Regions from separate parts of the Mus musculus genome. Here region 2 is linked to region 1. A link is a loop called in an ENCODE intact Hi-C map of the cell type or tissue named here. Cell type or tissue: left cerebral cortex. All regions are shown on one strand. Each heading gives the region's core, and the rest is flanking DNA. Links, peaks and the distances in the headings are about the cores only. Region 1 has its middle 67 kb from the start of Kl. Region 2 holds the start of 1700028E10Rik (RIKEN cDNA 1700028E10 gene).

The links. Peaks named below come from ENCODE experiments on the same cell type or tissue, not always from the same donor. Only the 100,000 strongest peaks of a DNase experiment are listed, where the experiment ranks them.
Region 2: a loop joins it to region 1, with 4 times the contacts of the local background. A loop is called at or near these places in 2 of 42 quality-filtered maps.

What each region holds. Positions count from the first base shown.
Region 1 is chr5:151,018,359-151,021,160 of GRCm38, reverse strand. No RefSeq gene overlaps it. Among named protein-coding and RNA genes, the nearest start is that of Kl, 67 kb to the right of the region's middle. In left cerebral cortex, for the core only: a CTCF peak has its summit at 1,302 (motif pointing right); DNase peaks (open chromatin) are centred at 937 and 1,336; H3K27ac peaks cover 586 bases.
Region 2 is chr5:151,367,690-151,370,491 of GRCm38, reverse strand. 1700028E10Rik (RIKEN cDNA 1700028E10 gene) reads right to left here and starts at 1,817. Exons shown (of 4, transcript NR_045700.1): 1 at 1,636-1,817. It also overlaps a transcript of Stard13 not described here. In left cerebral cortex, for the core only: CTCF peaks have their summits at 643 and 1,713 (motif pointing right); DNase peaks (open chromatin) are centred at 916, 1,802 and 2,390; H3K4me3 peaks cover 1,894 bases; H3K27ac peaks cover 1,951 bases.

The DNA of each region.
Region 1 (2,802 bases), core at 204-2,703:
GTGATCCCGACCTTGTCCCGCTTCTCAGGACCATCTTCCTCGCTAAGCTCTTCCTACCCTAGTGAAGGAAGAGGAACGTGCACGATGACAACCAATTTCCTCTCCAACTGACGAGGGCGGGGAAAATTTCAACACAGGCAACAAGAGAGTCACAACAGGGGCCAAGCAGGAAGACGCTGCCGCTTTAACGCGCAGGATAGCTGGAAGCCGGTTCTGTAAACCACGGAGATGCACAGCAGCAGTCCCAGAGCAGAGGGGTAAGACAGCTGGGGTGAAGGCTGGGAAAGAAAATGGCTCCCATCTCCAAGTCCTCTCTGAGGAACAACAGGAAGCATGAAGCATCCCTCTCTCCCACCTCACCTAACTCTGCTCTGTCTGTACAGCAACCCTCTGGGAATGTTTTCCTCCCAGACAGGCAAGGAGAGTGTACAATCCACTACTGTTTTCACCTCACCTCTGGCACACACGCGCACGCATGCATGCTCGATCCATGAATAGGGCTTCTGGGTTACTGAGAGCATTGCTTCCTCCAACGCTTTTCTGAGCCCCTGAGTAAACACCGATTGGGTCAGCAGGACCACAGGAAGGCCATGCGACCATTTTCAACTATAGTGGAAATTTGCAAGACCACACATGGTCGACAAGCCCCACCCGAAGTCCTCAAGGGTCAGCATCCAAGGGCACAAGGCCTCCTGACTCACTGTGACACACTACCAAACTCACACTCCAGCTGTCTCCAAAGAGCTTGTGCTCCGAGTGTCATTGTGCAAATTAAAATCAAGATAGCTGCTCTGATCGGTGCATTAACACCTCTGAAATTTACATTAAGGAAGGTCACACAAAGCAACGAAATTCACCAGGGAGCCTTCCCTCGTTATTGTTTAATGTGGCCATTCTAAAAATTACTTCCCCATAATCACCCACCTCTGCAGGAACAGAGCTGTTCTTGGCAGCATGCTAAGTACAGTTTCTGAGCAGCCAGAAACCTCACAAAAACCTGGTGTGTGTGTGTGTGTGTGTTCTTTTCAAAGAACAAGCTATAAGAGATATGTTCTCAAAGATTCTCTCAGGAGGCAAATGGAGTGAATTCCAAGACCAATCTGACCAATTTATCTTTGAAAGGAGTCATTCTAAGGAGGTGCTTGTCTTAAGGGTGAGTTAACATAAGCTGTTATCAATAAAGATAAATTATCAACAAAGAGAAGAAGTGATTTATCAATAAAGAGAGCAGATAGGTCCTAAGACATTTTTAGGAGAAAAAAAAGTATTATTTTTATTTCACATATATGAGGGATGCAGGGATCCACAGAGGCCAAAAGAGGGCATCAGATTCCCTGGAGCTTGAGTTACAGGTGTGTAGGTGTGTGTGTGTGTGTGTGTGTGTGTGTGTGTGCGCGCGCGCGCGCACGCACGTGCATGCTAGGAACCAAGCCAGGCCCTCTGCAATAGCAATGAAGCACTCTAGCTACTGAGCTATCTCTCCAGTCCCTCCTAAGACGTTTATTAACGAAAACAGAAGTGGACCTTGCGAGGAGGAAATGGCCTCACAGGAGAAAAGTGAGAGGACAGAAGGTGGCTGGAAAGCTGTGTTTGAAGCAGCCTGCAGGAGGAGGCCAACTCCACCACAAGCATGCCCTAGCCCCCAAGTGGGGAGCAGGACTCAATAGAGTTTTAAAGACTTGGTCCCACTCTTTCTGATGGCACAGATTCCTATTGCTCCTAGTGTGTCAAATCTGGAGGAGGTGAGAAAATTGTAGCTACACAAGATCACTTTTTATTTTCAGGGAATGGAAATATTTTAAAAATCTAGAGGTGGTAAAATAGCTCGCTGTTACATTAAACTGCCAAGTTCAGCAAAATGGCCACATAATGTTCTCTTTCTTTCCGTGACAAGAACGGAGACTGACAAATGGTGCCATAAAGAAACTCAGAGCACCTGTGTTTACTTAATAGGTTGGGAAAATGGAAAGAAGAAGAACACCCCCCCCCCCCACACACACACACTCCCAGCATGCTGGGTGGGAAATAATTGCTGACAGGTGAGTAACAGCTACAAGAACAATGGAAGTGAAAGCTTGCCTAGGACAGCTAGTGCTTTATTTTTTATATTCCAAGAAGAGAATGTAAATGAAGGTCACAGCACGCGTGCTGGCTTTTCCAAGAATTTGTTTCCCTATCTCCCTCCCTCCCCCCTCTCTTTCCCCCTCCCTCTCTCTCCCTCTCTCTCTCTCTCTCTCTCTCTCTCTTTCCCTCTCTTCTCTCCCTCCCCTTCTTCCTCTCTTCCTCCCTTTCTCCCCCTTCCACCACCCCCACCTCTGTTCACCCCTGCTTTTGTGTGACAAAACTTTTCCTAGAGAAGACACAACACACATCTACTCAGCCCAGATAGAGAACCCACGACAGACCAAAGTGCAGTCACTGTCAAAGTCCAACTTGGTGAACCAACATGTTGTACTGGGGTTCCTGACAGAATTATGGGTAAGGGGTTATTTACAGGAGCCGAAATGACTCAGGTAGCATCGCCAAGGTCCTCCTGAGCATGAGTGACACAAAAGCTGGGAACCTGGAGCACACTGCACCGCCTGCAGGCAGCTCAACAGGTTGGAAAGTGATCTCTCCTGGTACCTCAGCTAGTCTAAACCTCTTCCAGGCTGCTCAGCTGGCTTTGGGTTCTTCCACGCAGCTGGTCTGGTCTCAAAGTCTTTCTGCTACTTTGTTTCTCAATCTTCTTTGTGTCTTGGCTTGTCTGCAGTCTTTTCAGCAGTTCTAGTTGACTAGTCTTAGAGGGACCTTTAGCTTTCA
Region 2 (2,802 bases), core at 282-2,781, 350 kb before region 1:
GCCATTGGAGACCAGACTTAGCCAAGCCATCTCTCTAGTGCCTTGTAATGGAAGTCTGAGTCATTATAAAAATACTATTTCACTTATCTTCACAGTTAGATACACTAACTTGTAATTAAAGGTAATACAGTCTTTATAGTACTCACTCACACTTCAGTAAACAATCTAACCTTTTTAGTACTAGAAAATCACTTTTAGGAGCAACATAGCTATGAACACGACAAGCCTATCTAGGAATATCTGTATTTCTATTGGGGACAAAGGGAATGGTTACAGAGAGCAATGCATTTTACTGATGGTTAGGGTCAAATGCCATTGTCAAACTCAGAATACAAAAACTTATTTACGCGCGCGCACATACACGCGCACACACACAAACAGAAAGCATTAAAGCATTCTGTACATTTTAAATGACACAGTAGGGGTAAAGGGCAATGACTTAGTGAAAAGAAGAAACTATAAAGAAGTTACAAAAGGAAAGGGATTTTTAAAATGTTACCTTCCTGGGTGTAAAAATTTAAATGTCTGTTGAAGTGATTTTTTGAGTTACTATTTTCAAGAAACTCTGAAGAACAGAGATGACATAATTGAGAAATTTTGTATACCTGGTGTTACAGCACCCTCTACAACAGAGTATATTATATGAACTTGCTTCCCGAATGTGTGACTGTACAAACTTTATGGTTTTAGCGCTTAGTTTGCTCCCTTGGCACCTGCTAGAAAGGCTACTAATCTGTCGGGTTAATGTGTCAAAACAGCAATAACAGCGAAGAGCTCTCCTGAACTCTTTAAACTATTCCAACTGTGGGCCTTAGTCACCTAGCTCTCCTTCCATATCACCTCTCCCAGTTCTAAACTCTAGTGAACTGGCCTCTTAAAAGCCTTCTGAACTCAAATGCATGCACAGGTAGGGAAAATACTGCTGTAGTGGGGGAGAAAGGTCCAGAGACAAGTGACCGCAGATCTCTGACTTCTAAGGGACATCTCACTGGCTCGCACTGTGCATCTTGATACACAATAACTCACAATAGCTAACAGTGCTCCAAGTGTATTACATCTGGACTTTTTTAAACATGAATTCTTTTAAGAGGAAAGTTATGTTCACTTTCTAGCTCTGGTGGAAACTCGTTTTCCCTTATCTAAAGGAAATACGGCATAACAGCCACAGCGTTAATTTCACAGTTCTGAGATGAACCTGGTGAGACTGTCTTGTTTTAAAAACCTATTATCATTCTTCTAATGTTTAATCCCCGATACTGCTCGTTTTCGCAACACCCCAGCTTAACAGACGTAATGGAGCAAAAGCTTTTCTCCAACACAGGCTAACGAAAGGCTACAAAGTAAAGCCTCCTCTCTGCAAAGCGGGACATGGAGGACCTCGGTCCACGCCGAGTGAAGAACCGAAGCACAGTGCCCAGAAAGGAGGAAACAAAAAAGGAGAGCCAGTGGGGCAGGAACTGTGTCGCCAGGACTTGAAAAGACGGGAAAAGGCCGGTTTCCTCCCGCGTGAGGTCCGTTCCCGCTCCAGACTCCAACCATTTCCGCTCAGGGTAACCGCAAAACCCTTCCCGCGCGGGAACTCGGTGGAGGAGGAGTCTTGGGTCCCGCCCTTCTGGCGGAGCGCATAAAGCCTACCCCGGCCGCCGCGGTGTCTCTGGAATGTTCTGAAGGGAGGAAGCGCGCCCCTCCGCAGTCCGGGGAACACTCGGCGCCAGATGGCGCTACCGCACCGAGAGCCAGAACCTGCGCCTCAAGGGAGCTGGGCTGAGACACCACCGGAAGTGAGGGCTCCGCGAGCCTCCTGGCCCGGATATCCAGCCTTCTAGCGTGTTCCCGCGCGGGGGCGGAGCTACAACCGGAACCGGACTGCGAACGCGGGGCCTCGTGGCGGAAGAGCCAGGAGGGGCCTTGGAGGCGGTAACTTCCGCTGCGCGCGCCTGGTCTGGGCGTGCACGCGAGGGGCGGGGCCTCCGCGCGGGCGCGCGAGCGCTTGCGTACTAGGAGGGCGTTGTTGCGGGAGGCATGTGCTGATTTCTCCATCTTTGATCGCTTGCAGGCCTCGCCGGGCGGACATTAAACTGGTGTCTTAGCAGGTTTTTGTCTGTTTTGTTGCTTCCCTCTCACAGGAGTTGGTTTCTGGCTGTAAATTCAGTTTCTGGAAATCTCTGGAACGTTAGCGATGTACAAGGTAGTCTCGAGCTGCTTTCTCGCCATTGATTCCCAGCCAGTGTCAGTCCTTGCATCGTTACCCACTCGAGGCTACCCGTGACAGCTAATGGCATCTAAGGATTTGGAAAGGCTTATATTACGGACTTTTAAAGCGCTTAATTTGAGCTTTACCCTTTATTTTTGTCAGGATATTGGCACTCTGCATTCTGCGGTGTGGCTTTGCACAGAACCGTTTGTTGAGGGTTTGAACGCTGCCAGGGGAAAACTCCGCCCCTTTCCCACGTTGGCTGTGTCTGATCCAAACCCATTTTTAAGTAGCTGGACAGTACTTTACCCTGGTACATGGGCTTTGTTTTTATTTTAGTTGTATCGTGAGGACTATGAACTTGTATTGCAGAAAGTATTAGTGTCCACCTTTAAATATACATAACACTTTCGGCTGAAAGACAGTTTCCCAAAGCTCCCGAGTTTCCCAGGAATGTCTTCAGCTTTTGGTAGATGCTTTTAGGAATTTCAGAGGTCCTTGCTGTCAAAGATTTAAATAAAGTCAAACATAAAAAAGTAACAAAACATGCACGCTCGCACACACACTCACAAACACACAATTTTGTGTTGGCCAGTTACTTCTGGGCA